2 separate regions of the Homo sapiens genome follow, and region 1 is linked to region 2. A link is a loop called in an ENCODE intact Hi-C map of the cell type or tissue named here. Cell type or tissue: lower leg skin. All regions are shown on one strand. Links, peaks and the distances in the headings refer to the core of each region. The heading gives the core; the rest is flanking DNA.

Region 1 (12,066 bases), core at 1,260-9,259, 160 kb before region 2:
CCTGCAGAACCTGCTCCAGCTCCCAAAAGTCCTGCCACGAGGCTTACATCCCAAGACCTCAGATGGTGGATGTGCTCCACCGGCCCAGACTGGGCAAGGCCAGGCATTTAGGGGGTGCCAGGAAAGGCAGAGGGCCCAGATGGTGGAAGAAGTGTAGCGGCAGCCCGCCTGGGCATTCCCCTGGGAGGCATGGAGATTAATGAGTAACGTAGAACAGAGGAGCCCTGTTACCCAGGCCCCGCCCCCATGCCCTGGCTGTCCCTTGGCCAGAGCGCCTGGCCTGAGCCCAGGTCCTCTATATCTCATGGGACATGGTGTCTCCTCTGGCTGCTCCTCATGTGGCTGGGAGGATTACGTGAGATGCTGGGTGTGAAAACACGCACGTAGGTGTGAGTGCTGAGCAGCCGCAGGGGTGCGGGGGGGTCACTGTGGCCTCTCTGCAGGGGGACAGCCCCGGCACAGCCTGCACCTCACAGCCCTGGTGCAGCTGGTGAAGGAGATCCCAGAGTTCTTGTTTGGAGAAGTCAAGGGCGCTATGGACAGCCCCGAGAGCGAGAGCCGGGGAGCCAGCCTGGATGGAGAGAGAGCGAGCCCCGAGGGTAAGTCAGACAGTGGGGCAGTGCACGCAGCCTCCTCTGCACTCCGCATGATGAAGCACAAGTCCACGGCACTGCACTGCATGTGGGCTTGCAGGCACAGGCCGGGAGGCAGAGTCACCTGCTGTTCCTCGTGGCTAGGCCGTGTGCCGCCCTCTGAGCACATGCCCATAGCTGGCGAGAGGGCAGCTCTGACTTTCGCATGGTGGTTTCTGTGTGGCTTTGTCACCCTCCACCCACCATGGCCCCATTCAGAGCCCAGTGATGACAACACATAGGTGGCTGACATCCTGGTCATTGTTAGTACATGGCAAGGAAAGGACCCAGAATGTGACAGTGTGACAATGTTAGGGGCATCTTACCAGTTGTTGATTCTCCCTCTTTCCCGACAGCAGCTGCGGCAAGAGAGCCCTGCCCTCTCCGAGGCCTGCTCAGCTGCCTTCCAGACGGCCCTACCAGCCAGCCCCACCTGGCCACCACGCCCACCGACAGCTCGTGTTCCAGTGGCCCAACTGGTGACGGGGTCCAGGGAAGTCCTCTCCCCATCAGTGAGTCTGACACAGCAGGGACAGGGAGAACCAGCATTTCAAAAGCCCTGATCGTGGCGTCAGAGGACCTGGACCCTGTGCCCTCTTCATTTTTTTCTAGGACTCAGTTCCCCTGTTGTGCTGTTCTTTTGTTAACAAAGTACGCCAGGGAGCAGGACAACATATTTAGCCTCTGGTGTAACCACCAAAGAGGAGGCATGATGCTCAGCCCCTGGGGAGCCTGTCATCCCGCCCCGATCACTGAGCACTTTGTACACAGAAAGTCTCCGGCAGTTTCTAACATGCAGGCCCACGGCCAGCAGCATTGACCTACCTGTGTGCACTGGTCTGATCCTTAGACCGTCTCATCACAGCAACCCTAACTGCAGAGCAGGGCAAGGGGAGCTCCTAGGATTTCTCTGGGGTCTCATTTTATTTTTAAAACTTCTCACAAATTTTGCATGTCTGTTTTTATAAAAAAGTACTTCAAATTTATATGGAATAAAATTGGCACTCCCAAAGAGCATACCCCATTTAGCTGTGGTTTCATCTGGTGTTCAGGGGTCGTCGGGCACACTTGCTCTGGGGTTCTGTGTGCCCTGTGTGTGCCCTGGTTTGAGAAGCGTGAGTGTGAGATTGTGGCCTACATGTCAAGGCTGCCGGCATCACTTCCTGAGCCAAATTCCGAGGCTGGGCTCAGGGGGAAGGGTCTGGGAGTGTTCACAGTGAACCAACAGTCTTGCTGTTTCCAGTTAAACCAGAAAGAAACGGTAAAGGCCCTCAGCCCACCTCGAACAGGGACTTGGGTGGCTGGAGAGGGCTGTCCTCTATGGGAACCAGATCTGGTGTGATTTTCCAGAGTCTGGAGCTGGGGCTAGAAAGGCCCTCTTGTCTTCTCCTGCAACAGAAACTGCCGACAAACCGTGGCCTACAAGGAAGGAAGGCCCAGGAGCCCTGGGCGGGGAGCCCAGCCCTCCCACCCATAGCCCCAGCAGGAGGAAGAGCCACAGAGGACAGGAGAGAGGGACCTCAGAGGCCGGTGAGAGGCGGGCTTTCCTTAGTGGGGTAGCGATGGGGAAGTGTGTTTAGTTCACACGAGGAGGTCATGCTGCTCCGCCGCCTGGGCCTGGTGGCAGCTCCACCGGGCAGGCCTTGTCTGCATTCTCACGGGTGGGAATCTCAGCCGCCCGGAGACCTGAATGCCTGCCAGCGCTCCCGGTGTCCCGTCAGGACTGCACTGACCCAGGCCCACCTTGCATGTGCCACAGGAATTTCTCCTGGGAACAGCCCCTTGCAAGGCCTCATCAACTGTCTGAAGGAAATCCTTGTGCCTGGGCCCCGGCACCCCGAGACATCCCCAAGCTTCTTGCCACCTCTCCCTAGCCTGGGCACGTCCAGGCTAACCAGAGCAGACCTGGGGCCTGGGAGCCCGCCCTGGGCAGGTGAGTTCTGGGGCCTCAGGCTGAGGTCTCTGAAGCTTGGTTTGCATTTCAACAGCGATTCCTCCTGCTCCAAACTGTCTCCCTTAGGGATCGTTACCAGCTTGGTCGCTGCTGTGTTGCCAGTGTCACCTTTCTGGAGCCAGGTGGCTCTCTTAAGGGCAGCGTTTGGTCAGCTGGGAAAAGGAAACTCGGAAGCAGGCTTTGCCCTGGTTTCTTCATGTCTCTTCCTCCTCCTGACTTGGGACCCGAGGGGAAGAGCTGCAGAGCTCATGTGTTGCTTTGCATTGACGCCAGGCATGATGCATGGGGTGGGCTTGGGCTCTGGACAGCATGGTGGAGGGGCCGGGGCACAGGTCTTGGAGTCAGACCCGGAGAGGCTCCTGATGCCTTGAGCCTAGGCTGTTCCCACTCACAGGGCCGCAGTGAGCTTAGCTGCAGTAATGTACTTACTGTACAACTCCATTTTCCTCAAATGTAAGTTCTGTTCAGGACCCCAGAGCTGTCTCAAACAGTGACCCTGACAGCCCACTTCCTTCAATTTGTCCTCAGAGTGATGCCACTTGTCTGCCTGCAGGGCGAATTCCATGGCTTCCCTCTTTGCCCTGTCCGGTTCTGGCAGGTGTGTGGACCCAGGCACTGGGAAGACTCAGCGAGCCACTGGAAGAGCCTCATCTTCAGAGTTGGCCCCACGCCCTTCTAACTTGTCCCCTGTTTGTTGTTTGTCATGAAGGCTGAGGACACTGAGCTCCAGGTGAAAACATGTTCCTTTTTCCTTAGTGAAGACCGAGGCGGTTTCAGGGGATTGTCCCCTCCAGGGTCTGCTACACTGTCTGAAGGAGCTCCCCGAGGCCCAGGACAGGCATCCCAGTCCCTCAGGAGTGGGGAACCGACGGCTACAGGAGAATCCAGGAGCCTGGAAAAGGGGTTCTGGAGGTAAAGGCTTCTCGCTGGGCTGGGAGGGCCCCCAGACATCCTACATTACCCTGCCCCAGGCAGGGCTGTAGGTGGCCCCCACCACAAACACTCAGGCCCCCATATTGGCCTGTCGGGAAGAGGATCCGGATGCGGGGGATCCCCACTGTGTAAGTGGAGCGAGCTGTGTGGGAGGGGCTCGGTCAGCGCTTGATAATTCTCAGGCTGGCTCTTAGAGGAGGAGCTGGACATTCTGAAAGGAAAGTGGGGAGGGAGCGAGATCAAGAAATAGAGGATGGAGCTCTAGCCCAGCACACACGCAGCTCCTCATTGTGGCTTGGGGTCCTGTGTGTTTGGGTCAGGTTTCTGCCATGTGTGTGAGAGCTGGGAACCCCAAATCCTAATTATACCCACCCAGCCCACACAGGGGTTCGTGTTCCGTGCATGTCACCTCAGCTTGTTAGCTTCTCAGAACAAAGCCCTGAGCAGCTGGGTTGAGTCAGGTGTGCTGGCCATGGAGAAAGACATGATTGGTGCTGTCTGGGGAGGGCTGACTTCATGCCTGGTAGAAACCTTGGAGGCACCCCAAGGGGCCATGGTAGGGGAGGAGGCGTGTGACTCAGGTCTCTGCTGGTGATTGACAAGTGACAGCAGTCTGAGCCGGTGACTGCCGTGGAGGCACAGGGGCTTTGGAAGCCCCTCCTAACCCTATAAAGGCCTCAAGGGATTCTCAGGGTGAGTCCAGGCCTGAACCTTGGGCTTCCCAATGGCCTCCTCCCGCAGGGCCTGGATACCTCCTGACCCCTCCTCCCCATCCTGATCTTGGAGCTGGCGGTCTGCTCTCTGTGAAGATGGAGAACAGCTGGGTCCAGAGCCCCCCAGGACCTGCATCCTGTCAGCCTGGCAGGCAGCCCCTCAGTCCCTCAGCCACTGGAGACACCAGAGGGGTCCCCCAACCCAGCTGGGGCCCTGAGGCTCAAGGTGAGGCCTGAGATTGGCTGCTCTGGTGGTCTTCCCCATGGGCTTGTCAGTCCCTGGCAAGGTTCCACTAACCCCAGGGAAGCAGCTCTCAGCAGGGAGCCGCCCCCTGGCCTTTCTTCCCAAGCAGTGAATCCCTTCATCCACAGCCTCCTCAGCCCAGGCCTTTGTCCAAGCCCCCGCTGCCTCGGGGCCTTCGTTTTGCAGTGATTCCTGGCCCTGAAAGCTACCCCTGCTGACATGTGGCCCTCCTCACTCCCCTCCTGTCTTCATGCCTTCCAGGGAGCAGGGTGGGGGGCGAGAGCCGATCAGTCTCCCACAGAAGGGTTTCCTGCCTGGCAGGTGCCAGAGCCTGGTACAGGACTCGTCACCCCTGTAGAAAGCACGTCGGGTAGAGCCAGCCAGGGGTCTGATGGGCAAGGCTGGAATGTGTGGGAGATGGTAACAGGGTGCTCTCTCCTGTTCCAGCTGCCAGTGCCTCAAGCTCACCGCTGGAAGCCCTGGAAGCCTGTCTGAAGGGCATTCCCCCAAATGGGTCGTCACCTTCCCAGCTGCCACCCACTTCTTGTTCCCAGAACCCCCAGCCAGGAGACTCTAGGTCTCAGAAGCCTGAACTGCAACCCCACAGATCACACAGTGAAGGTAGATTGTGGCCATGGGCGCGGGGTGGCATGTCCCTGAGCGTGGCAGCGGAGGCAGATGCTGAGGACTGTCGGGTCATTGTGTTCCCCGGCCTCCTGAGACACAGGCCCGTTCCCCCAGGCTGCCTTTCATACTCACTCCCAAACAGCCGCCCGCATGTGCTGAAAGCCAGTGCAGATCTTCCTGCCCTACTTCCTTCTCTCAGAACTCTCTCCAGTCACGAGACTCACTGTGGGGTTTCTGTGGGTCACGTGCTATGGGAGTTGAATCAGTGCCACAGGGAAACCCTAGTGGGAGATACTTTGGGGCAGGGTCTTCTGGTGCCCGTGCACCCCATGGCCCAGGAGTCTCTTCTCCAGTGAGCCTCCTGGTGACCACAACTGTGCTGTTCCCTACAGAAGCGACCAGAGAGCCTGTTCTGCCTCTGGGTCTGCAGAGCTGTGTGAGAGATGGCCCCAGCAGGCCCCTGGCCCCCCGAGGAACCCCCACCAGCTTCTCCTCATCCAGCAGCACCGACTGGGACCTGGATTTTGGGAGTCCTGTGGGGAACCAGGGGCAGCATCCTGGAAAAGGTGAGCTGGGCCAGCCCGAGGCTGGGGTTCATCCTGGGAGAGGACTCAAGGCCCCTTGCCCAGTCCCTCTGGCTTGACTGGGTCAGACCCCCATGCCCGTGCTGGGAGCAGAGCCAGGGATACTGAGGCAGGAGCAGATGCGGGACTTATCTTGGGTGGGTTGTGGGAGCCTAGGGTGGAGAGGGGGCTCCGTTTTAGTGACTTGTCTTAGAAGGGACAGGACAATGTCTAAGATTTCTTTTAAAATCTTTTTGGGCTGGGCACAGTGGCTCACGCCTGTACTCCCAGCACTTTGGGAGGCTGAGGCAGGAAGATCAGTTGAGGCCAGGAGTTTGAGACCAGCCTGGGCAACATAGTAAGACTCCGTCTATACAGAATTTTTTTTTTTTTTTTTTGAGACGAGTCTAACTCCTGTTGCCTAGGCTGGAGTGCAGTGGCACAATCTCGGCTCACTGCAACCTCCACCTCCTGGGTTCAAGCGATTCTCCTGCCACAGTCTCCCGAGTAGCTGGGGTTATAGGTGTCCGCCACCGTGCCCAGCTAATCTTTGTGTTTTTAGTAGAGAAGAAGTTTCGCCATGTTGGCCAGGCTGGTCTCGAACTCCTGACCACAGGCAATCTGCCCGCCTCAGCCTCCCAAAGTGCTGGGATTATGGGGATGAGCCACCGCGCCCAGCCTGTACAGAAGATTTAAAAAATTATCTGGGTGGAGTAGCACCTGTAGTCTGTAGTCCAGCTACTCAGGAGGCTGAGGCAGGGGATCACTTGAGCCCCAGCGTTTGAGGCTGCAGTGAGCTATGTTCACACCACTGCACTCCAGCATGGGTGACAGAGTGAGACCCCCATCTCAAAAATAAATACATAAAAATTTCCTTTTTGCATTGAATTCCTTACCCCAGCCACAAAGAATTGCCTGTAATATCAAACTGACCCCCAACTTAGGAAAACATACAGTGAGGTTCATGTCAGAAACATTTCAGCGTGTGCTTGGTGACCTGTGCCTCCCCGGCTCACTCCAGTCGAGTTGCTCCTGCAGACTTGGGGATCTTGCAGGACTCCAGCATCCCCTCTTGGCCTTTTTATTTCCCCCACCTGGTTAATCCGAGTCCTCTTGGTCTGTGTTGTCCTGCCGACACCACTCCCTCCGTGCTCACCTGTGTCCTGACTGCCAATGTATTTACTGAACAGGCCTCTCACAGCAGCCACAGCTCTGGCCAGGCCTGTGGGGCCTGTAGAACAGGCCTGGGGCCTGCCAGTGTCCACAGCAGCCTGAATTCCCAAGCCCCACTATGGGTTAGCCGCTTGGGTGTGGGGCTTTTCCCCTATAGTGCAACTGACTTCATAGGTAATATGATCACATAGCTTTGTTCAAAAGCTATAAAAGGTTATGTAGGGAAAATGAAGCCTTCGGCACTCCAGCCCCTCCTGCCACTGCTGTGAGTTCACTCCCCTCCTCCTCCTCACACAGAGGGCAGCATCTATACATGCCCCCTCCAGGCTGCCTTTGTCGTCAGCATTTGTCTTTGACCCCTTTCTATACTTTTCATGTTCCTTGGCCACTAGCACCAGTTTCTTCTTTTGGACAGCAGCGTGGTATTCGGTAGCATGCTTCATGTGTTCTGCCTGGGCAGACTTTGTTTACTAAGTAACCCAAACTGCAGGATATTTCACACTGCCTGTCAGAAGCTTCCAGCCAACTCCCGGCTCCCTCTGTTGCCCCAGAACTCAGCGAACGTGCTGTGGAGAAAATGCATGTGGGGGTCCTCTGGTTTCCAGCCCTTCCTGGTCTGGAAGGGCTGGTCTCTGCCCTTCCAGCCTGTGGACATTCAGAAGTTCTGAGGTTGCCCTCCCGCCCTGTGCCTGGGCCCAGAGTCGTCAGCAAATGCTGTCGGGAAAGAGAGTGGCAGCACTGTCTGCTTTATTAGGAAGGGCTCTCCTCACTCTAGAGTTTCAGTCCATCTAGTTCCTGTTACTCGCACAGCTGTCACTGGAAATAGGATGTTTGCAGTGTGTTTAGTTCTTTCCTAGTTGAAATTGCATGCATGTTGGCCCGCCATGGCCCAGAGGCCAGGGGGCCTGTGTTGTTGCCCTGCTGTGAGTGGTGAAGGAAGTCTTAGCACATTCCATCTGTGGGACCATCCCCTGTGCTGGGGACACAGGATGTGTCATCCCTCACGGTGGTGGCAGCTGGGTGTGCTGAGGAGGACTAGAGCCCACACCTGTGGCCAACGCCCTCATGACAGCCGCAGGCCAGGCTTCTATGTGGGTGGCCAGGACAGGCCAGGCTTCTTCCACGGCAGCCAAAGCAGGGCCGCGCCAGAGCCAGGACTGACACGTCCAGTGCTCTGTGCCCAGCACCCCTGTGACCCCCCTTCCCTGGACACAGCAGAAGACAGGGGGCTTCTGCAGTTTGCAGAGATTGAGCTACAGTCCCCCTCATCTGTGAATGTTTGATCTTCACAGGAAGCCCACCAGGAAGCTCCCCACTGCAGGGTCTGGAGAATTGTCTCAAGGAGATACCTGTGCCTGTGCTGCGGCCTGCCTGGCCCTGCTCCTCAGCAGCAGACAGGGGACCGAGGAGAGCAGAGCCCAGGAACTGGACAGCAGACAAGGAAGGTAATAGTGGCTGCCGGGGCCCTGGGTGTAGACAGGGCTGCTCTGAGGATGCCCTAGGCGCTGCACCTGTGGGCTCAGATCTGCTCCTGAGCCAACATGGTGCTCTGGAAACAGACCTGGGCAGAGCCTTGTTGGAGGCCAGAAAGCCAGATAGTCTGCAGCACACACGTGTAGACCTGCTGGCACCTTAGTGCCACTGTCTGCGGTTCCACCATCCCAGCTGGAGCTGGCTCCTTGTGGCTGGGTGTCCTTGTCCCGGCCGTGCCAGCCCCACGAGCCTTGGTGTCTGGGCACCAGTCTCCAAGCCCAGGGGTCCACGCAGCTGGGTCTGGGAATAGAGATGTTCTGGAGGGTTCAGGCGCTCCCTGGAACATGACAGATGGGTGTTTCCCACACCTGATGCTGGTGTGCCTGAGAGCCCAGCAATGGCAGAAACTGTTCCCTGTCCCTTCTTCTGTGGCAGCACGAGGCCCCGTGGGGCTGACAGGCCTTCTGATTTCTCATTAAAACAGGACTGAGGGCTGAGGCCTGCGAGTCAGCCCGTCTCGGGCAGGGTAGGGGAGAAGCGCCCACCCGGAGCCTCCATCTGGTCAGCCCACAGGTGTTCACCTCCAGCTGCGTCCCCGCCTGCCACCAGCGGGGGTTCAAAGACCCTGGGGCCACCAGGCCAGGAGTGTGGAGGTGGCTCCCAGAGGGTGAGCTGGCACCTGCCCTCGGTACTGACAGCCCCACTTCAGTTAAAGTGTTTGACAAGGAAATAGACTTCCCTCTCTGTCCCTCTGTTTCTTCCCCATCTCTCATCCTTTCCCCAGAGGACAGAAGCTGGTGCCAAACAGAAACTGAGGTTCGCTAAACAAGAAGATAAAGTGTCACAAAGTGCTGACAAGGAGCGGGGTCGGGAAGATCATTGTTTGTGTCCATCCATTGGGTTTCTCCAGTGGAGAAGCTTCTTGAGGGGGCTCCCGCCGTCCACTGCTGCTGCTTGGTTTAACTTCCAGCAGAATTCCTTCCTAGATCTGCTGCAGGGCCTGCTGGGATGCCTTTGCTGAATAAATGCGGTTTTGCTGACCCTCCCATCAGACGAGGATGGGCCCTAACTGAGCCCCACCCTTGGGCTGCTGGCCCCTGTGAGATACTGGGGTGCAGGGATGGCACCTGCCTGGTGGGAGAAGCCGCCTGGCCTGTGAGACCTAGGCCTGGCTAGAACCTGACTGCTAATGGCTTCCAAGGACTGGAGACTTCCAGAAAGTTCCCCAGCAGACTTTCCAAAGCTGCTGGGGTCCTGGCCAGGCTCTGGCTTCACTTTTGTCCTCTTTCTCTGGCAAGAGAGGCAGCCATTTAGGGTCCACTAGAACGCATGCTGATCGTGGGCTGAGCTGAAAAGGGGACCGGTTCTGTGTGCCCAGACACTAAGGCAGAGACCTGGCTCTCTTCAGGCTGATGACAGAGCACTCTCTGGTCCCCTGCCCAGGGTCTGCCCCCAAGCCCTCCCCGCTGCACTGCCTGGAGAGCGCCCTGAGGGGGATCTTGCCTGTAAGGCCCTTGCGCTTCGCCTGCGTGGGAGGCCCCAGCCCCAGCCCCAGCCCCGGCTCCAGCTCGAGCTTCAGCGGCTCTGAAGGAGAAGACCCGAGGCCAGAGCCTGATCTCTGGAAGCCGCTCCCCCAGGGTGAGCCTGTGCGGAGAGGGAGGATAGCGGGATGTGTGCCAGGGCGCCAGTCACCACTCTGATGCCAGCTTTGTTTGTGACGTTAGAGAGGGACCGCCTTCCCAGCTGTAAGCCTCCTGTCCCTCTGTCCCCATGTCCTGGTGGGACCCCTGCTGGCAGCAGTGGCGGCAGCCCTGGTGAAGACCCCAGGAGAACAGAGCCCAGGTACTGCAGCGGCCTCGGTGCAGGTGAGCCTGGGGTCTCCTGAGGGGGCGCCCATGCGTTCCCCAGAGGACCAGGAGTCCAGACTGGATCCTTTGAGTCCTGCCTGTCGCTTTGCCTGGCTCTTGCCAGGGAGTCCTGCACATTGGCCGTGCTTTAGTTCCCTGTAAGGTGAGCTGTGTCCGAGAAGGAGGGCGGGGCTGCTGGGGGTGCTGGTGAGCAGCTGCAGGGAGGTCTGAGCCACTCACTTGATGCCACGTACACGGTGTTTGCGCTTGCTAATATACACGTGTGCATGTAGACAGATGTGGATGTATTTATACAATAATAGCGTATGCTTTTAAAACTTGGCAATCAATAACAAAAGTCTCAAAAGTGAGATTTCCCCAGCTGGGGGTACTTCTTGGAGAGTGTCCCATTAGGAAAGCTAGAATGCTGCCTATTGCCCCAGGCCACCTTGCTTCTCAATCTCACTGTGACCCACTGTTTGCTCCTAGCAGAAAAAGCAGATGGGACAGGAGACAGGTCCCAGTTGCCTGGGAGAAAAGAGAGTTTAGAGAGTACCTGCTGTCCTGGCCCCCTCAGGAGTGCTGGAGGACGAGGACGAGGAGGGAGAAGCAGTGGTAGAAGGAGGGAGAAGCAGGGGAGAAGGAGGAAGAGGCCAGAAATGGTCAGGGGAGGGAGCTCTCCCCAACTCCTGCAGCTGGCTCCATTTACAGGCATTGGCCCTGGTCTGTGTAGACCCAGGCTGCACCACATTCTTCACTCCGCAGTGGGCCTAGTGGAAAATGGCAGAGTGGGCTGGGTGTGGACCACAGGATGCCCCAGCACGCCCTTGGAAGTCTCACTGGGGCAGGACCCGCAGATGAGAGTCCTTTTTCCCAGCTGCCTCCCCAGCCGCCTCCTCCTGCCGGAGCCCCCTGCATACAGGGCAGGAACACCACACACACACGCACCGCGGCGGGCCCTGCCACCAGAATTAGGCTCCCTCATGGGCCAAGTTTCCGTCTTCTATCTCATTTAATCATTGTTTAAAAGTTGAGAGTTTGATATTGTTTTAGGGTATGTCAGAATGGCTCTGGCCAAACGATCGTCTCCCTGCCCCAAGGTCTCTGTGCTCTTTCTATAGGTACAGCTCAGGATCCCTGCCCGGTTTCTCAGCTGGAGAAAAGGCCCAGGGTTAGTGAAGCATCCAGAGGCCTGGAGCTTGGACATGGAAGACCCAGAGTTGCAGGTGAACTGGTGGCTTCCCCCATTCCCTCTGCACGGGCCAGGACCCAGAGCCCCAGCTTGGGGAAAACAGCCTTCCAGGGTCAGTGTTTGAGTGATGGGTAGGAAGTCTCACCTGTAATGCACTTCAGGTTGCATATTTCCTTTCAGTGTTTTATCACAGAAGCAGTTGGGATTTTCATAAAAGCAGACACACCTTTTAGAGGTGGAAATTGAGAAGTGAAGGATCAAAGTTTGGGGCTTGAGGGGACTTTAGAGAATAGGTGAGGAAACTGAGGCTAGGATGACCTGGCCATGGTCACTGTGAGAGGGTTGGCTCCATGTCACACACGTGCCCCTACGGACTCATGGTGGAGACATGCAGGGGGCCTGGCACCTAGTGCCCTGGGTCACTTGGGGACAGCCCCACACCAGGAACTTTGAGTGTGGCCTGCGGCAGGTTCTCTTACTGGCTCAGGGTGTTGGCTTCTGTCCAGGCGCCACCACTTTGCTGTGAGCTCTGAGCTGCCTGGGGCCACCGAGCCTTGCCTGTCCTCTGTAGAAGTCCTAGCTGGGGTCTCCAGGCCGAGATCCTTATTGATGAACTTGACCAAACAGCGGTTGGGTCCTTTAGCTACTCCAGTCTTCACTTTTTCCTCGGTTTAAAGCCCTGGAGGTGCCGAAAAGAGCAGGGCAGAGCCACAGC
Region 2 (11,590 bases), core at 246-8,245:
TCCTGTTCCGCCTCCTGCCACCTGGACCTCCCTCAGTGGATGTCTTCCCTCCCCCGACCCCAGCCTGTCAGTCCGAGCACAGTGCAGGTTTGGCTCTGACTTGGGCTTTTGGCTGCAGTGGGGGTGGATTTCAGAGCCTCTCATGGCAGCATCTAAGTGACCAGAGCTGGGATGAGAGAGGGGAAGGGGCAATGTGAGTGGCGCTATGGGACGGGCCAGCCCTGCTCCTGAGCCAGCCCCGCCCTCTGCCCCCTGGCCCTGGGCTCTGTGCTAGGGATGGTGAAGAATGGGGGCGTGCCAGCCTGGCAGGAGTGGGAAGCAACACGCAGGGGTCCCGGACCTCTCCAGCCTTGCCCTCACGCTTACCCGAGCTCCCAGTGTGGTTAGCACAGAGCTCACCCACCTTGCCTGGCTCCCAGCTGGGGCCTGTCCTCACTGGTGCTCCAGGGGAAGAAACGACAGCCTCACTTCTGTATGGACTGCTGATGTGGCCTGCCATCCTGTTCAGCGGGCATTGTCTTTGGAGCAGCAGGAGAATAGGATGCCTCTCACTCACATGCCAGTTCCTGGCTGGCCAGCTGCTCAGGGCTCAGGCTGGGGCCTCCCATTGACATCCTCCCCCTACACTCCCTCTCTGAGCCTCCGTCGCCCCTCCTGTTGGGTAAGGGTGTTGAGTGTGACTTGTGCTGAAAACCTGGTTCATATATAATAAATAATGGTGATGAAAAGATTACTGTTTGGTGACAAAGCCCTGGCCTCTGCCTGTGTGCAGGTCCCCTGCCCCGCCCACCTGATTCTTGTTTCTCCAGTGGGTGGGTCTGGGGAGGGGAGCAGGGAAGGATTCTGGGAGCTGCAGTTATGAACACAGATATCCAGGACTACTTTCCTGAGATCTGGAGGAAAATCCGGCCCCCTGCTGACTGCCCGGATTCGGCGGAGAACCAGGCCTGGCAGGAAGACCGAGGACTTGTTCAAGTGCAGCTTTGAGCACCACTCGTCTGGGCCCCAGAGGACACAGTGCAGGACTCCTGCAGTGAAGCAGGTCGCCAGAGGCTTCAAAGCCTCCTTCATGAAATAGCCTAGGGCTGGGATCTGCCAGCACATCTCGCTGCAGGTCCAGTGGGGAAGTGGGCAGAGGGAGCCCAGCCCTCCAGCCCAGCCTGTAGCCCAGGGCAGAGCTGAAAGAACTTCCCTGGAGGGACAGGAGGGTGGGGCGGGACTGGAAGACGCACAATGGAGGCACCAGAGCACTGAGGGCGGAAAGCCAGCTGAGGAGCTTGGATGGATCCCAAGGGCCATGGGAGCCGTGAAAGGGATTTAAAGCAGGGCCGTGACATGGCCAACTGGATTTCTAGCATTATCTATCTCTACAAGCTGCACAGTGGACGGCAGGCTGGTTTGACATCTTTATTAGGGCCCCTGGTGGAAGTGGTGAGGACAGAGAAGCGAGGGGGGAGCTGCTTGGCTGTGACCCATAGAGACCGAGGCTGCCCGTGGTGGGGAGTGCAGCAGGGGCAGGTCTGAGAGTGGCTGTGGGAGCTGAGGTGTTCCTTTGTTTCCTGGTGAGTCGTGTGTGTCCAGGGCACCCCGTGGAAGTGTAGGTAGTGGCTGGCTGGGCGGTGGGGCGGATGGTCAGGAGGAAGATGAGGCTGCAGGAGGCAGAGTTGGAGCCATCGGCATAAATAACCGGTGATCCCTGAGGGGTGCAGGTTGCTCAGGGGGTTCAGAGTGAGAAAAACCCAGAAGAGAACCCCAAGGAGTGTGAGTTCACGGGGTGGGTGGGTGAAGGTGGCCTGTGGAGGATGCCGGGAGGTTGCAGGTAGCCGGAAGACAACCAGGTGAGTGTCACTCAGGAGGATGAGAGGTTCAACAGGAGAGAGTGGTTGAGGTAACACAGACCCCCATTGTCCTCTACCCCCAAGAAGTCAAGGTCAGCTGGCATCTTTGGTGATGGGCAGTAAAGTCAGACTGCAGTGGGCTGGGAGCGAGTGGGCAGGTGGGGGGTGAGAAACACAGTGACCTCAGGATGGGGACCCCGTGGACCCAGTGAAGCTGGACCTGGAAAGACCAAAGGGAGCTAAACAAGGAGGGACCTACTGGGCCCATTTTCCCATGTCGCTGTGGGTCAGCCCTGGGCCTGGGGGAACCACTCTGCCAGTTCCTGCCGCTGCACCTCTGAAGCCACACCCAGCCCGCCACAGGCCCACCATGGGGGCTTCAGGTTCAGGATGCTGAAGATCCACGTTGGCCCAGGATTGGGGTGGGGGGCATGTATCCAAAATGGCTACTTCCTTGTCTCGGCTTCTGCTCTTTGGGTTCTTGCCTTCTGTGATATTGGATTGGTGGCATCTTTAGACACTCTCCCGGGATGTGTGTGGCTGTGGCTGAATTCTCACTGAGCCCCCTGGGTGGCATCCTCTGGGCCTGGGAGGTGGAGTCCTGGAGAGCTGCTCGCTGCTCTCTGGGCAGCCTCTGGACTGCTGAGGGCTGGTAGCTCCTTCCCAGGCAGGGTGGCCTTTCTCACATCTTCCATCCTTCCTTCCTGTGCAGCCATTCCGGGAGAGAGGAGAGGGTCCCAGAGCTCATGTCCACTCCACTCCCTGGCACGATCTGGTCTCCCACCCTTTGGTGAGGACCGTGTTCCTCCCAGAGGCTTTCCCTCCAGGCCCGAGGTGGGAACCTGCAGGGTAAGTAGGTCTGTCAAAGATAAACTAAGCTGGACCTTAGTTAAAGCTACGAAAACAGACCTTATTCATTAACCACTGACAGGGGAGAAGCTGAGCTCCATTCAGATCTGTGCAGGGGGACTGGACAGTTTAATGGGAGAACGTAGGAGTCGGGAAAGGGCATTCCAGGGCTCAGGAATCATGGGAGTGAAAAATTACAAAGGGCTGTCTGTGTTATTGTGGCCGGGCCAGCTGTGTGTGCCAGCTGGCAGTGATGGAAGTTAGGTTCTGGCCTCCCCCAGAGCCTGGGAGACAGGCCCCATCCTTCCTGATGATGCCATTTCAAAGGACTGGCTCTCAGGCTCTTGAGAAAGACACTCCTGGACACACATGCATGTACATCTCAAAGGGACAAGGGAAGGAGGTACGACTCTAAGTGTTTTTAACGTAAATGCTCTAAGAAAGTGAGGGGGTGGTCAGAGGCCTGTTGTCAGGTGTTGGTAGGAACAAACACTAAATGATTTTGACGGCCTTGAGCTTTTTCAGACAGGAACTCAAAGGGTGGCCAGGTGGTCCCAGGGATGCCGCTTTGGGCTGCCAGAAGCCATGCTAGGGTTGGTCCAGTCTCTTGGTGCAGGGGTTTGGACACAGTCACTATGTACCCAACTTCTGTTAGAGTTATCAGTTTCAAACCCCACCCGTGCCCCCAACACCATCCCCAATGTGGGAGGCACATCAGTAAATATCAGCCTCTGACACAGATGCTCACGGACCTACACGATGCAAAAAAGCTCTAAAAATGGGCCGTGACTGAGAGCAGGGCAGCCCTGAACCATACCAAGTGGCAGAGCAGGAAGTGGCCTTGGAGGCCACGCTGAGACAGAGGACAAAGCCACTGAGAAAAAAAAGTAAAGGTAACCAAGAAAAGTTAAGCTGCACACAAAGAGTATGGCCAACAGAGGGCAGCGCCTGCGTGCAGGATGAAGTCTCTAGCGAGCCCTCGTCCAATCTGCGCATTGCTGGGGGTGGATGGTGCCGAGGTCAGAGATGGTGGCCCTAGAGTCATAGGCTTGAGCAGGGAGCCACGATAATTCTCCAGACAGTACCACAGCCTGGAGGAAACGCCCTTCAGGAATATTTCATAGTGGCAATGAATGACGAGCATTGAGCCATCATGAGGTGCCAGGCACTGCTTCGGAAACCAAAGGACCATGCTGAAGAGCTCTGTCGTTCTCCACTCTGATCCCAGGCTTCCCGAACCGTCTTCTGGTTCTGTCTTCCCGAACTGTTTCGTACCTCAGCATCCCTGAGAGATCTAGCACATTCCATTCTGTAACAGGGACGCCACAGGTTTTTAGTGGAGGGAGGGAGGGAGGGAGGTGCTGCTCCTGCTGGCCATAGGGTCCACGCTCCCTGCAGAAGCCCTCAAAGAGCAGCCCTCAGTTAATTTTGGCTGCTTTGAACAGAAATAGGATAGTTGGTAATTCTGGAACAGTGAGGAGCTGGAGGTGAAGTGAGAGGCGTGGCTAATCTCCTTATCTGTGTGCTGGAAGTGACCTGCTGGTAAAGCTTTGGGCTTCCGGGAATGAAATCAGCTGGCAGGCACCACAGTTTTGCTTGACTTGTAGCACTGGAAGATGAGGGCAGATGACCAGAGTCCTGTGTGGATTTAGGCCACATACTGGGTTAGCAAATCTAAATACGAATCTCTCATTGGGGAAATGTTGGTCAAAAGATAGAGAATTTCAGTTAGACAAGAGGAATAAGTCCAAGAGACCTAGTGTGCAGCCCATGGTGACAAAGTGCTCAACAGTGTGTTGTATGCTGGAAATTGATGAGAGTAGATTTCACAAAATGAAAAGTGAGGTAATGCATTTGTTATTAGCTCAATTTAGCCATTTCACAATGTATACACATTTCCAAACATGGTATATACCTACATGTATGCAATTTTTGTCAACTTAAAAAAAAAAAAGGAATCACTTAAGCCAAACAAAACAACCCATGGAATTCTGGGATGGAAGCCATGTCTATTACAAGAGAACCTCCAGGGATGAAGGAGGCTGGGGCTTTAGCCAGCTCTCCAGCTGCCTCTGCCCCAGGCAGACCCACACAGGGCCAGAGTTTGGGAATCATGCGCCGGGTGCAGCCTGCAGTGCTACTTGTCAATGTGGAGTATGGTCTACCTGTAACAGAATAATCTGGAATGCTTGAAAGTACAGGTTCCTGGGTCTCACACTGCACCCTATGGGTTTAGGGGATTCTAGACTCCACATTTTAAACCAGCTCCCAAGGGTTTTGGTGCTAACTGAAGCCCTCGAAGACAGGATGTCCAAGCCCTGACACTGTTGACAATTTGGGCTAGATAATTCTTTGGGTTTTTTTGTGGGGGAGGGGGAGCACGGGAGGGCACTGTTCTTTGCATCCTATGATGCTTAGCAGTACCGCCTCCCTTTACCCACCAGATGCTAGCAGAACCCCTCTCCCTGCTCCTGGCCATGACAACTATAAATGTCTCCAGCCATTTTGAAATGTTCCCTAGGGAAACACCCCTACCATTGAAACCACTGCCCTAGAACCTCAACCCCTCAAGGGATTTCCAAACTTAGTTATCAACCCAGACCCTCGGGAAAGGAGCCTGGGAGGCCCTGAGGGGAGCCGAGTGCCTTCAGCTGGCTTCCCCAGCAGGACTGGAGCTTCTGACCAGGAGACCACACCCCAGCAAGAAGTAAGCCCCCAAGCCGCCAGGGACTTCCAGGTATCAGAGCAGGCACTGATCCCAGCATGAGCTGGTCCCTCTGCGAGCTGGTGCTTCCCAGGAGGCCGGGGGCAGGGAGCTCCGGCACTGCCCCGAGCCCAGTGGAACTTTGTGTTCTCCCCGCAGGCGGCTTCCTGAGCAGGGTGGGCGGACACAGTTGGGATGGATGTTCTCACCCCTACAGGACCTCCGCCTTGGCTCCCTAACCTCAGGATTAAGGGCCATGATAGCAGCAAGGGTCTTCCTCCCTCCTGAAATGTCAGCATTTTGTCCTCTGACAAAGACCTGGGACACACTGGGGTGGTGACTTCATCTTCCCATTCTGTGTCCCACACAGCAGGAGCCCCAGGCTCTGAATTCCTGCGGATTCTGCAGCTTCAGTCAGCTGTGATGCCAGGTGCAAAGGCCTGGCCCTTGGCCGGCAGCAATTGATTCAGCAAACATATTTCTCTTTTTTCTCTCTACCCAGACTCCCAGAAGCAGTTTAACTTTACTTAGCAGCTCAGCTCAGCTTGGAGGTTGAGAGTGCAGAGTCTACAACTGGATCAAATTCCAGCTCTGATGATGATTAGTTGAGTGAAAGTGACTTAATCTTTCTGAGCTTCATTTTTATTGATGAATCAGGATAATATTAGTAGCACCTGCCTCATAGAAGTTGTGCATATGAACTGAGATAATGGACTAAAGTGCTCAACTGGTCGATAAATGCTATTAATTTCATTATATTTACATATTAACTATTTAATTCCATGCCACATTTTATTCTGCCAGGATCTCAGCTTCCTTCCCCTTTTCTGTTCCTGTCATGGTCACCACACTGATGCACTTTGCGGAAGAGAAGGTGGCAAGTGCCCTGTGTGCTTTTATATGTGAGACAGGACCTGACAAATAAGTACTATGAAAAATACCTGGGGCCTGCTTATGTATCTGCATTTTTGTGTTTCCTGTCGAATGTCTTTAATGTATAAATGTAGCATCTTCTCAGTAAAAACACAAATGCTTTTGGAGGACGGGGGGAGGAAGCAGATACTAGAATTGGCATGCTGTTTCTAAAGCCCTCTGGGAAAAACAAACATGTAAGAAATAACCAAGATATTCCTGGAAAAGCAGAGTATTGAGAGGGACACTGGCACTCCAGATACTAAAAAGTCTAAGATAAAGATACCATTTGCAAGGCTACAGAAATGCAAACAGTGGGGCTGGCACATGAACACACAGACGACTCAAGGGGAGAAAATAAGTCCAGAAATAAATTTACAATCAGGAATTAAGAATATGATAAACAGCCAGACACAGTTTCTCACACCTGTAATCCTAGCATTTTGGGAAGCCAAGGCGGGCGGATCCCTTGAGCCCAGGAGTTCGAGACCAGGCTGGGCGTCATAGTGAAACCCTGTCTCCACTAAAAATACAAAAAGTAGTCGAGTGTGTGTAGAGGTGTGAGCCTGTAGTCCCAGCTACTCAGGAAGGCGAGGTAGGGGAAATACTTGAGCCCAGGAGGTTGAGGCTACAGTGAGCAGAGATTGTGCTCCTGCATTCTGGCCTGGGCGACAGAGCGAGACTGACTCAAAAAAAAAAAAAAAATGAATATGATAAACATAGCAAACCAAATACATAAGGAAGAGATGAGTAGGGCAATGAACAGTGTCCAGAGTCCCAGCAGCAAAACACATACAAAATGGAAAGAAACTATAAATGTACTAGAAAAAAATTGGAGAATTTTTAAAATTATCATGTAATAGGGAAGGTCTATCTCAGGGGAAGAAAGAAAAAAAGAAATCCAGAGGCTATGAAGATAAAACTTTATACATTTAACTAAGTTAAAATTTACATTTTCTTCAAGGCAAAAACCATACAAGTAGATAAATGAGCAAATGACACAAAAGAATTCACAGAAGAAGACATGTAAAAGACTTTTGAGCATGAAGAGATGCTTAGTCAAGGAAAGCAAATTCAAACAGCAATGTAACCTCCTTATTACCTTATTAACCTGCTTATTACAGAGAGCGAGACTGTGATAACAGACTGTAGGTCTGTGCTGCCTGCTGCAGTGCATCTCCCCATGCTCTTGGTGCTCCCATACACGCCAGGCGCCTTCCAGGTGCCAGCACTGGCTTCCTTCCTGGGCAGCAGGCTGGACGTACCATCAGGAGTTGGTATATAAACTGGCTCCCAGAGCTGCCCATAGTGTCGCTGGCTTGCACATGTCCTGGATGGCCTACTGGGCCCAGAAAAGGTGAAATGTGAGGAGCACACTAATCACAAAATGACCCGAGCCAAGTCGAGCCAATCCTGGGCTAGACTGGCCAAACCCCATGATATGATTTGGCTGTGCCCCCACCCAAATCTCAACTTGAATTGTATCTCCCAGAATTCCCCTGTGTTGTGGGAGGGACCAGGGGAGGTAATTGAATCATGGGGGCTGGTCTTTCCCATGCTATTCTTGTGATAGTGAATACGTCTCAAGAGATCTGTTGGATTTATCAGGGATTTCTGCTTTTGCTTCTTCATTTTTCTCTTGCCGCTGCCATGTAAGAAGTGCCTTTTGCCTCCTGCCATGATTCTGAGACCTCCTCAACCTTGTGGAACTGTAAGACCAATTAAATCTTTTTTTTTCCCCCCAGTTTCAGGTGTGTCTTTATCACCAGTGTGAAAACAGACTAATACAGGCCAGCTGATGCAGACATACTAGCCAAAATTAAATGCCTGTTGTTATAAGTCAGTTTTAGGGTGTTTTGTCATGCAGCATTATTGCGGCACACCTGACTGATACAATACTGTTACATACAGATCTAGTTCATTAGTGACATACACTTTCTTTGTCCACCCCCCTATTAATGACCCCTGTGTTACTTCCAGATTAACAAATAGTAAGCATCTTTTATATGTCTTTGTGCACATTTGCTGGAACTTCTCTAGGATATATATCTAGGAGTCAAAGAGCTTTTAATATTACAAGAGATTGCCAAATTTCTCTCCAAAATGATTGTTTCAATTTACACTCAACCAACCTTGTGGCATGAGCCACAGCACCTGGATGGTAGTTGGTTTTAACTTGCATTTCCCTAATAGCTGCTAAGCTTGACTCTTCACCTGTTTATTGGACATTTCGGTTTCCACTTCTCTAATTTGCCTACTCAAATCATTGGCTTGCTTTTCTATGACTTTTTTTGGTCTTTTCCCTATTGATTTATAGAAGTTCTTTATATATTCTTGGCTACAAGTTCCCCTAATCCTAGTGAATCTAGTGCCAGGAACAGGGAAGGAAGGAGGAAGTGGGGAGAGAGGGCAAGATCAGACAGCCTCATTTCTCCTTCTGCTCTTCAAAACCATTGTTGCTGGGCGTGGTGGCTCACACCTGTAATCCCAGCACTTTGGGAGGCCAAGGCGGGTGGATCACCTGAGGTCAGGAGTTCGAGAACAGTCTGGCCAACGTGGTGAAACCCCGTCTCTACTAAAAATACAAAAAGTAGCCGGACGTGGTGGTGAGCGCCTGTAATCCCAGCTACTTGGGAGGCTGAGGCAGGAGAATCGCTTGAACCTGGGAGGCGGAGGTTGCAGTGAGCTGAGATCACGCCACTGCACTCCAGCCTGGGCGACAAGAGTGAAACTCCACCTGAAAAAAAAATAAAAAATAATAAAAAGAAATTAAAAAAAAACCATTGTTAAAAAAATGAAAAGCAAACCACAAACTGGAAGAAACTATTTGTAAAGCATATATCTGTCAAGACTTGTATCTTGAATATATAAAGAACTCATACTTAAACAACATGACAAACCTAAGTTTTAAAAGTGGGCAAATTTGAACTCTTACTTCACAAAAGAAGAACTGCAGCCCTACCTTAGATCATGCACAGAAACAAATTTCAGGAAGGTCAAAGACCTAACCCCAAAGAGCAAAATGTCAAAGTGTTTAAAGTAAATCATAAGAAAATGACTTCCTGACATCAGAAAAGGGAAAAATTTTCTAAATCAGGCTGGGAAAAGATCGCTGTGGTACATATTTATGAAAGATTGGCATCCAGATTATATAAACAACACTGACAAATTAATCTAAAAAATACAGTTGAAAAATTGGCATGTATATTCCCAGCAACTCACAAGGAGGGAAACTTGAGAGGCCAGTCAGTAGGTGAAAAATATACTTAGCCCCATTAGTAATCAGGGAAATGTACATTAAAGTCACAATGAGACATTTCATACTCATCAGATGGGCAAGTTATGTCTGCCAGCACAAAAGGCTGGAGAGGATGGGGGAAATGTAAGTAGGGGTGCAAATGGAGGCAACCCCACCCCATCTCCACAAAAAATTTTTAAAAATTAGCCAGGCTAGTGGCTTCTACCTGTGGTCCGAGCTACTCAGGAGGTTGAAGCGGGAGGATCAACTGAGTCCAGAGTCCGAGGCTGCAGTGAGCTAGGATTGTGCCACAGAACTCTAACCTGGACAACAGAGCAAGATCCCATTTCTAGAAAAATAAAATACAGAGCAAAACAGTAAAATAAAATAAACCACTGTGGATGTACAGAGAAAACAGAGTGGCCTGTGAAACGCAGTGGCCATACTTGGCAATTTCAGCTGTGAAGACACAGCCAGGGAAAAAAAATCAAAGACTGGCTTTAATATACATTAAATACATATATTCGTTATAGAGTTATTCCATATTTAATAGTTATTCCAATAACTATTAGCCTTATAGTTCAAATATTTCTTATACCAGATAATTCTTAAAAACACTTCATATCCTAACATCAGAAAGAATTTTATAATTGGATCTGGGACCATTTGACAATGTACTTGCATGAAAAAAAATCCAAACCTAAATTATGCAGGTTTAATACGCAGCTTACGTCACATGAAACTGCCCTCTATAAAGCAAGCATTCTGTACATATAATTAATTTTAACTTGATGAAAAGAGCATCTCACGGAAGAAAACATGTAATGTTGAGTAGAACCACTAGAGAACGAGGAGATATTTCTTCTCATTTATCTGTGATGTTTCATTTCATTTGAATGAAATCAGTTAAGTATATAATTAGGGCCCATAACTCAGTTCAGTTTTATTTTACAGTAACATTTAAACCCTAGAAAAAAACAACATCTTGACCTGGTTTCCTCTGCTATAAGTGGCAATAATTACAATCATCTTGCTATGTCTCAAGAAAACTAAAGTAGGCAGTTGGTTTATCCAAATCCATTCCTCCTTCTATTGTCCTTGCTTTTGGAGGCCTGTTTAGCTACTTACCCTCCTCCAGGGTCCAGAACATCAGACAAGTTCTCCTGGTCCCCACACCAAGGAGAAAGTCTTCAAGAATCTAAACCAGTCACAGTAAATCCATTCCTATTGCTCTAACCAGGTTAGGCATAGGCAGATGGGGCAAATGTGCTGGGAAGGTTTCTGGGAAAGGGTCTCTAAATTCTTAAAAAGTGCAAGGGAAATCTTCTATCTCTGTATAGAAATGTCCAAAGAGGTGATCTAGGAATTTGGCAGCCACCCTGGACCCAGGGGGAACAAACAGAAGAGCTCCAGCTAGTGCCCTAGGCTGCATGTGCAATTCCATCACTGAGCTGCTAAAACAACAGCCCTAGAGCTGCCTCACTTGGGCTTCCTGTTTGGTGAGCTAACAAGCCCCTTTTTGTTCTGAACGTTTTTATTGAGCTTTATTTTCAAAAAAGCAGCCTGATTCATGCACATATCTTTAGAAGAAATTTAAAACGCCCTAGAAAAGAATATCTTCAGTTTAAAATCTAAGCAATTTGGAATTTACAGGAATATATTCCTCTTAGTTCCAGTTACTCACCATTAAAAAATAATGGTCCTCAGGTTCAGCTCGAAGATATTTAAAAACCACTTGCTCCATGAACCTTTCCATAAGATCCCAGTCTTCAATGATTCCATGTCGTATCGGCCACTGGAGGAAGAGACACCAGAGTTGTCAAGCCTCAGTTCGCAACAATAAGAGCAACAGTTTAACAGTGGCACAGAAGAAACTGTATTATTAAGAATAAAGGTCTCCTTCTCATTGCAGTTGTTGTTAATTCTTGTAAAGAAACAACAGCATTTGGAAAAAAAAGATTAAGTTACATTATTGTTCATATTCTCCTCCACTCATTTCCACAAACAAAGAATCACCTTAACAATGACACGGAGGCAGGCCAGGCACAG

What was found. Peaks named below come from ENCODE experiments on the same cell type or tissue, not always from the same donor. Only the 100,000 strongest peaks of a DNase experiment are listed, where the experiment ranks them.
Region 1: a loop joins it to region 2, with 38 times the contacts of the local background. A loop is called at or near these places in 7 of 110 quality-filtered maps.

Annotation. Positions count from the first base shown.
Region 1 is chr7:149,720,392-149,732,457 of GRCh38, forward strand. KRABD3 (KRAB domain containing 3) reads left to right here. Exons shown (of 17, transcript NM_001290187.2): 4 at 444-599; 5 at 992-1,144; 6 at 2,031-2,162; 7 at 2,392-2,565; 8 at 3,343-3,498; 9 at 4,261-4,458; 10 at 4,924-5,097; 11 at 5,496-5,669; 12 at 8,132-8,284; 13 at 8,797-8,979; 14 at 9,756-9,950; 15 at 10,037-10,177; 16 at 11,281-11,385. Among named protein-coding and RNA genes, the nearest start is that of KRABD3, 11 kb to the left of the region's middle. RefSeq lists an enhancer at 1-762. In lower leg skin, for the core only: no CTCF peak of the experiment used is centred there; a DNase peak (open chromatin) is centred at 6,808.
Region 2 is chr7:149,879,966-149,891,555 of GRCh38, forward strand. ATP6V0E2 (ATPase H+ transporting V0 subunit e2) reads left to right here. Exons shown (of 4, transcript NM_145230.4): 4 at 1-730. It also overlaps a transcript of ACTR3C not described here. Among named protein-coding and RNA genes, the nearest start is that of ATP6V0E2, 12 kb to the left of the region's middle. In lower leg skin, for the core only: no CTCF peak of the experiment used is centred there; DNase peaks (open chromatin) are centred at 1,256, 2,888, 3,626, 5,486 and 1 weaker place.